Regions from separate parts of the Homo sapiens genome. Here region 1 is linked to region 2. A link is a loop called in an ENCODE intact Hi-C map of the cell type or tissue named here. Cell type or tissue: natural killer cell. All regions are shown on one strand. Each heading gives the region's core, and the rest is flanking DNA. Links, peaks and the distances in the headings are about the cores only. Region 1 overlaps NAA50 (N-alpha-acetyltransferase 50, NatE catalytic subunit). Region 2 has its middle 24 kb from the start of ZNF80.

Region 1 (2,916 bases), core at 143-2,642, 470 kb after region 2:
AACAGTGGTCCTGGTTATGTGGCTTTTGTATGAAATTTTATTTGCTAAGTATTCTATTGTATATTGAGGTAAGTAAACAGTAAATTGAAATATCTAAAATTGGAAACTGCGGAAGTCCCAACACGAAGCCAGTCAAATATTTAAAATTGTACACTGTTGCCTATGTTGCCTATCATATTGAAACTTAAAACTTAGCTGGTTTTTCTTCATATTTTTACCATGAGTATTTTTATTAGTAGTAGCAGTAGGACTTTCCATTGTATTGGCATGTCTTTCCTCCATAGAAGATAAATTTCCGGTTATTAACTACTGAATGTAATTTATATGCACATGTAGAAGTTTGAGATATACTAGGAAATGTTGCTTACTTTTGAGGTTGGCTGTTTTTATGAACCAGGGACATTGTAGTTTGAATTTGTGGGTGATATTTTTATCTGTTCTTCTCTAGGGAAGGCGATTTCAAGCAAGAAGGTATGCCACAGATAACCATGACTGAGGTGGCAATGTAATTAGGCAGTGTAATGGAAAGTATAATAAAACCAAATCATTTAGCCTTCAATTGTAGTAAAGAGGTGCAAATTAGTTCTAATAAAAAATGTCTTTAACAAAATGTGAATACGTGACTAAGATGGGAAAGTAGGTAGCAGTAATATAAATATGGAACAATGTTGACTACTAATTGGAATAGTAAAGGGAGCCATTTTACCAAATAAAATTAAAATGTAAGATTCTGCAGTCAGAAACAAAACTTTAAAAACTCCGAACAGTGGTTACCTCTGACAGCATATGGACTGGGAAGGGGCAAAAGGAATGCTTTTTGCATCTCAGCATAGTGAGACCTTGTCTCTACAAACAATAAAGCAGCCAGGAGAATCACCTGAACCTGGCAGGTGGAGGTTGTAGTGAGCTGAGATCGTGCCACTGCATTCCTGCCTGGGCGACAGAGTGAGACTCTGTCTCAAAAAAAAAAAAAAAAAAGCCAGGCATGCTGGTGCAAGTCTGTAGTTCCAGCTACTTGGGAGGCTGAGGCAGGAGGATCACTTGAGCCCAGGAGTTCAAGGCTGCAGAGAGCCATGATCTTGTCACTATATTTCAGCCTGGGCAACAGAGCGAAAACTGGTCTTAAAAAACAAAACAAAACAAAACTTTTTTTAAAGGTTTATTGCTGTTTTGTTTTTCAGCAAAACCAAAAGCTAGTCAGGCTGACGTAGCATTTGACACCTTTTATAAACCTACAGTTTATACTTCTTCCTTCTGTGAAACAATTTGTGGTTTGTTGATTGAGATAGTGAATTTTAACAAATACTTTGTAATGTGCCCTTGCTGTGTTGAGATGAATTCATATAAAATATAACCTTACACCATAAGTTTTTTTAAAAAATCAATGTACTGTTCTCTCTAATATAAAAGAAAAATAAAAGGGAAGTAATTTATAATAAAATTTATTTCAGTATTTAATGATGTGGCACAACTATGCCATAAAGCATAAGATCAAGTGTTTGCATCTATCTGTAAATAGAATCATCGTGTAATTTAGAAAGTATGTCTGCTGCCTATACAGTTGTGTGCATTGTTGACTCATGTTGTGTTGCCATTAGTGGTGTAATTTCTTCCTGAAATTGCAGACAACTCTTAGGAAAGCTCTAAACAAAGAATAATCAATACTTTCTGAGTTGGAAAAGATTTTTTAAAGTCACTTAGTAGTCCAAGCACTCATCTTATTGAATCAAGATATATTCCCTGTTTATCATAATTTCAAAGATCCTTACTTCTGTTGTGTGAATATTATTGCACATGTGATCAGTAGAGTGGGAAGTGTTACTGGGACTCCTAATTTTTTCTTCCAGGTATTGCTTATGGCTTTCAGCTGTGTGATATCTGAAGCGATACTCTTTCTCAATTATTCAAATGATTGGCCTTCATCTTTTTTTAAATGCAGCCTGCAGTAACCAATAGAATACCAGTAGTAACCAGTAGACACATTCTTCCCATCGTGAACGTGAGAGCTATATTTAAGTCTATTCAATGCCTAACTTAATGGCACAATTTTATTGTTCTGTCTAGTACAGTCGTGACTAGCTACAGTTGGCGATTGAGCAGTTGAAATGTACCTTGTGGTCTGTGGCACAGTTGCCATTTCCCGGGTAAGATGTCTGCAGTCTGTGTACTGAGGACCTGGAGCAGGAATGCTGGGCAGCTGATTTGTTTCACTGTTTTCCAACATGTAGTAATGTTCATGTTTTGAAGCCAAATTATGTGTGTTTCTTTGATTATCCTTCATTCAAGTATAGTCATCCACATAACTTTCTGAAAACAATTAATGCTGTATGTGGACAGCTTGTTCAGTTCAGATTCTCAGACACTGAAGAAGGGATTAGAAAAGTAACTGTTAATGTTATGTAAAAGAAGGAGATACAGTGTCTCAGTTTGATAACATCGGTAAAGTTCAAAGTGATAAAGCTTCTGTTACCATCGCTAGTCCTTATGATGGAGTCATTGAAAACTCTAGCATAGTCTAGATGATATTGCCTATGTGGGGAAGCCATTAGTAAACATAGAAACAGAAGCTTTAAAGGGTACTGTTAATTTGTTTTACCAAATTGATTATTGTCCACCTTTTGTCATTGGGTCTCAATTAAAAGTGACCTTTAAAAAAAAAAAAAGAAAAAATGTGCCTTGTATGACAGAACTAAATTTTAAATTTTAAAGTGTGAAAGCTCGGATTCTCAGCTGGGTACTGTGGCTCACACTCGTAATCCCGACACTTTGGGAAGCCAAAGCAGGAGGATCACTTGAGCCCAGGAGTTCAAGACCAGCCTGGGCTATAACATAGTGAGACCTCATCTCTACAAAAAAATAGTAATCATAATTAGCTGGGGTATGGTGGTGTGTGCCTGTAGTCCCAGCTACTTGGGA
Region 2 (2,916 bases), core at 242-2,741:
CCCCACCTCCTGACCTAAGGTATTTTCCTTATCTGAGCACACCTGTGCTTGTTCCTAGGTAAATCTGGGCCAATGCAGAGTACTGTCTGCACTGCTTAGTTGGTAAATGTGTCTGTAGCATGACTATCATCACAACTGCCATCTGAGCAGCAGAGCCAGATGGAATCAGACCACTCATTGGTCTACTGAGGTAAGGATGGGCTTTTTAGCTCTGCTCTCTCTTAGAAACAAAAACAAACAAATCAAAAGACTAACTTTTTTTTTTTTTGCATTCACCTAGACTATTATGCCAGAACTTGCGTAAGAAAAACACTTCTTTCCGACCCCTGTAGTGATCAACTGATGCCTTCAAGCAGGAAACCTGATTGCCCTCATCTCAGGCTGAGTCTGTTTTATCAATCACAAAGTGACTCAACCCTTTTTTAAAAGCCAGCTGTGACCATTGACTCTGTGACCTCCTGTGGTGGTGAATTCAGTTTAAAAAATAATAATGTTAAAATAACAAAGCTTATTGAAGCTATTATGCTTCAATGCTCCACCCTTTGGGGGCTAAAGGAAATAAAGCAAGTTGGCCAGACCTGAGGAGTTGATGATACACATTTTCCTCCCCCAGAAGCATCTTGTAACTTGTCCCACACCAGCAGTGACTTCCCAGTATGGCGTTTCTCCCCGCTGCTCCCATCAGCAAGAGCGTGCTGACACATGGGCTGATGAGCAGTGCCGAGACTTATGGAGTGTGTCCTTCCTGCTTCGAACCTCACAGCCTGTCATCCTCTGTTGTCACACGCTCTTGCTCATTCGCTCGCTGCTCACACTAATCTAGAAGATGATCAAAGAAAAACTCCACTGACTCACCCCTGCCTGGACCAGCGCAGGGATTGGTCAAGCGTGCGCATTAAATATTACCAGATTCTAATCTATTATTTTCACCCGCTTGCTTGCTCTCTCACTCGTACTCTCTCACTTCCTCTCTCTCATTTTTTTTCAAAAAATAAATAAATGAATTCTGGGTTGGCTGAAGATTTCAGCAATGTGAGTGCTGTGCAGATGGATCCTGCTGAAGCTGGTGCTGGCTCTCTAGGGAGTAGCATGAAATGCTGGTTTTCAAAACCTGAGCAGCGTGTAAATGGCAGCTAAAAAGGAAATGCAGATTGGTGCTGAGTGTTAATTGTCTCTTCCTCTCTTCTTCACACACTTCAGAGACTGTGTGGTGGCAGGAGACAGGAAAGCAGGCCTGCCCCCTCGTGGGGTGGGCTTTTTTTTTTTTTTTTTCTCAAGCTGGACTGAGAGAATAACAACACCTAGAGTCCAAGTCAAAACATGGAATGGGTTTTTTTTTTCTTTCAAGTTTTCATCTGATGAAAGTCCGGGAGGTGGCACCGAGCTTGTAATGAAAGTAAGAGTCTGCTGAGAATGAGTCGATGAGGTGTGACACAGAAAGGGGAAGCAGGATGTCTTTGTTTTGAAATGACAGGCGATAAGCTATGGGGGTGCCTGGTGAGATTTTAGTCCATAACTAGGTAGCAACTTGTCAAATGCAGGCCCCTTAAATGCATCACAAGAATTCTCACTTGAGATGATTTCAATTCTAGCTCTGCGTGTGTGAGTGTGTGAGTGTATGCATGCACGCATAGCAAAACATAATTGAATGCCAAAAAACATTGTCATGTCCTGTTAAGGGTACAATTGTAATCACACTGGAACGAGAGCTCTAATTTCCTCCATTGCTTTCCTCGCTTAGGCAGTGACAAGGTCAGGTTTATGACCACAGCCCAGGCTCAGAGCCATTTATTTTCATCCCTGAAGACTCATGTTAGCCTTCTCCCAAGATGTTAATCAAGCAGAATCTTGATTGACTGTCTTTTCTTTTTACGTTTTTGTCTAGATGAAGTGGGGTCATTTGAATTTGTGCAGTTTTGAATAAGATGGGGGCAATAGAGAAGCAACTGGGAAAATTGACTAGCCTTTGGCAAGGAGAACAGAAGAATCTGGAATCCTTTTTTAAAATCATGAAATTCCTGTGCCCCACCTGAGTCACTGTAACCTGTACCTGCTGATGCCTCATTTCTCCATGCATTTATGAAAAGGCTGTGACTCCCTGCTGTTGTCGTGTGGTGCCAACATCATTCCAGCTTGCCAGTTGGAGACAAAAGATAAGCAACCACAAATGAAAACACATTATTGTCTGGATCCATTCTCACCTTCATGGCCAGGAATGTGAAGGTGAGCTGGTCCCCGCCCCTGCACTTCACTGGCAAGACCAAGGAGAGTGCAGTGGACGCTCTCCAAAAACATTGCTTCCTACTACTGCTGCTTGTAATGGAAGTAAGAGTCTGCTGAGAATGCTCATCTCAGGCTGAGCCATGTGTTTCCCATGGCAGCCTCTCTTGGCCCCTGTTCCTAACCAGGACAGAAAGAGATCTCAGCCTGGGATGGGCTGGATCTTGCTCCTAGCACAAAGTGTACTCACTCAAGCCGTGTGAGAAGAAGACAAGGAATGTCCTTTCAAGAAATTGCCTAGAATGCCAATTGGGGGAGGATGCAAGTAGGCTGGACCATCCTGGCTGGCCCCACCCCATGAAAGACCTTTCCTGACTAGAAATGGGGCTCAGATACGGGGCACAGTACTGGGCAGCCAGGTCTCTTTCCTCAGAACCATCTCCTGACTCTGATTCGTCACTTGCCCAGCCACCTTCTATCGATAGTCCAATTCCTCAAATCTAATTCCTTCCACAAAGGGCAGTGGCCCCCACATGCACGTCATCTCCACAGAGTTACCATAGAGTAACTACAAATAAAAGGGAGTAGTGGCGATTGCTATTGAAGAAGATGTTGGCTAATGGGCTCTAAAGCATGACTCAGTCTTCCCAAGCCTGTGTGCAGGGGAGGGTCTCTCTCCCAAGGGGAGCCCCCAGA

What was found. Hi-C counts contacts between places; a loop is a spot of excess contacts. Peaks named below come from ENCODE experiments on the same cell type or tissue, not always from the same donor. Only the 100,000 strongest peaks of a DNase experiment are listed, where the experiment ranks them.
Region 1: it touches region 2 in a loop (13-fold over the local background); 10 of 110 quality-filtered maps call a loop at or near these places.

What each region holds. Positions count from the first base shown.
Region 1 is chr3:113,740,488-113,743,403 of GRCh38, reverse strand. The region is part of intron 1 of NAA50 (N-alpha-acetyltransferase 50, NatE catalytic subunit); the gene reads left to right. Among named protein-coding and RNA genes, the nearest start is that of NAA50, 4.3 kb to the left of the region's middle. In natural killer cell, for the core only: no CTCF peak of the experiment used is centred there; DNase peaks (open chromatin) are centred at 1,193 and 2,123; H3K4me3 peaks cover 593 bases; H3K27ac peaks cover 2,395 bases.
Region 2 is chr3:114,212,213-114,215,128 of GRCh38, reverse strand. No RefSeq gene overlaps it. Among named protein-coding and RNA genes, the nearest start is that of ZNF80, 24 kb to the left of the region's middle. RefSeq lists an enhancer at 720-1,393. In natural killer cell, for the core only: a CTCF peak has its summit at 1,491; DNase peaks (open chromatin) are centred at 748, 1,168 and 1,298; H3K4me3 peaks cover 1,604 bases; H3K27ac peaks cover 2,500 bases.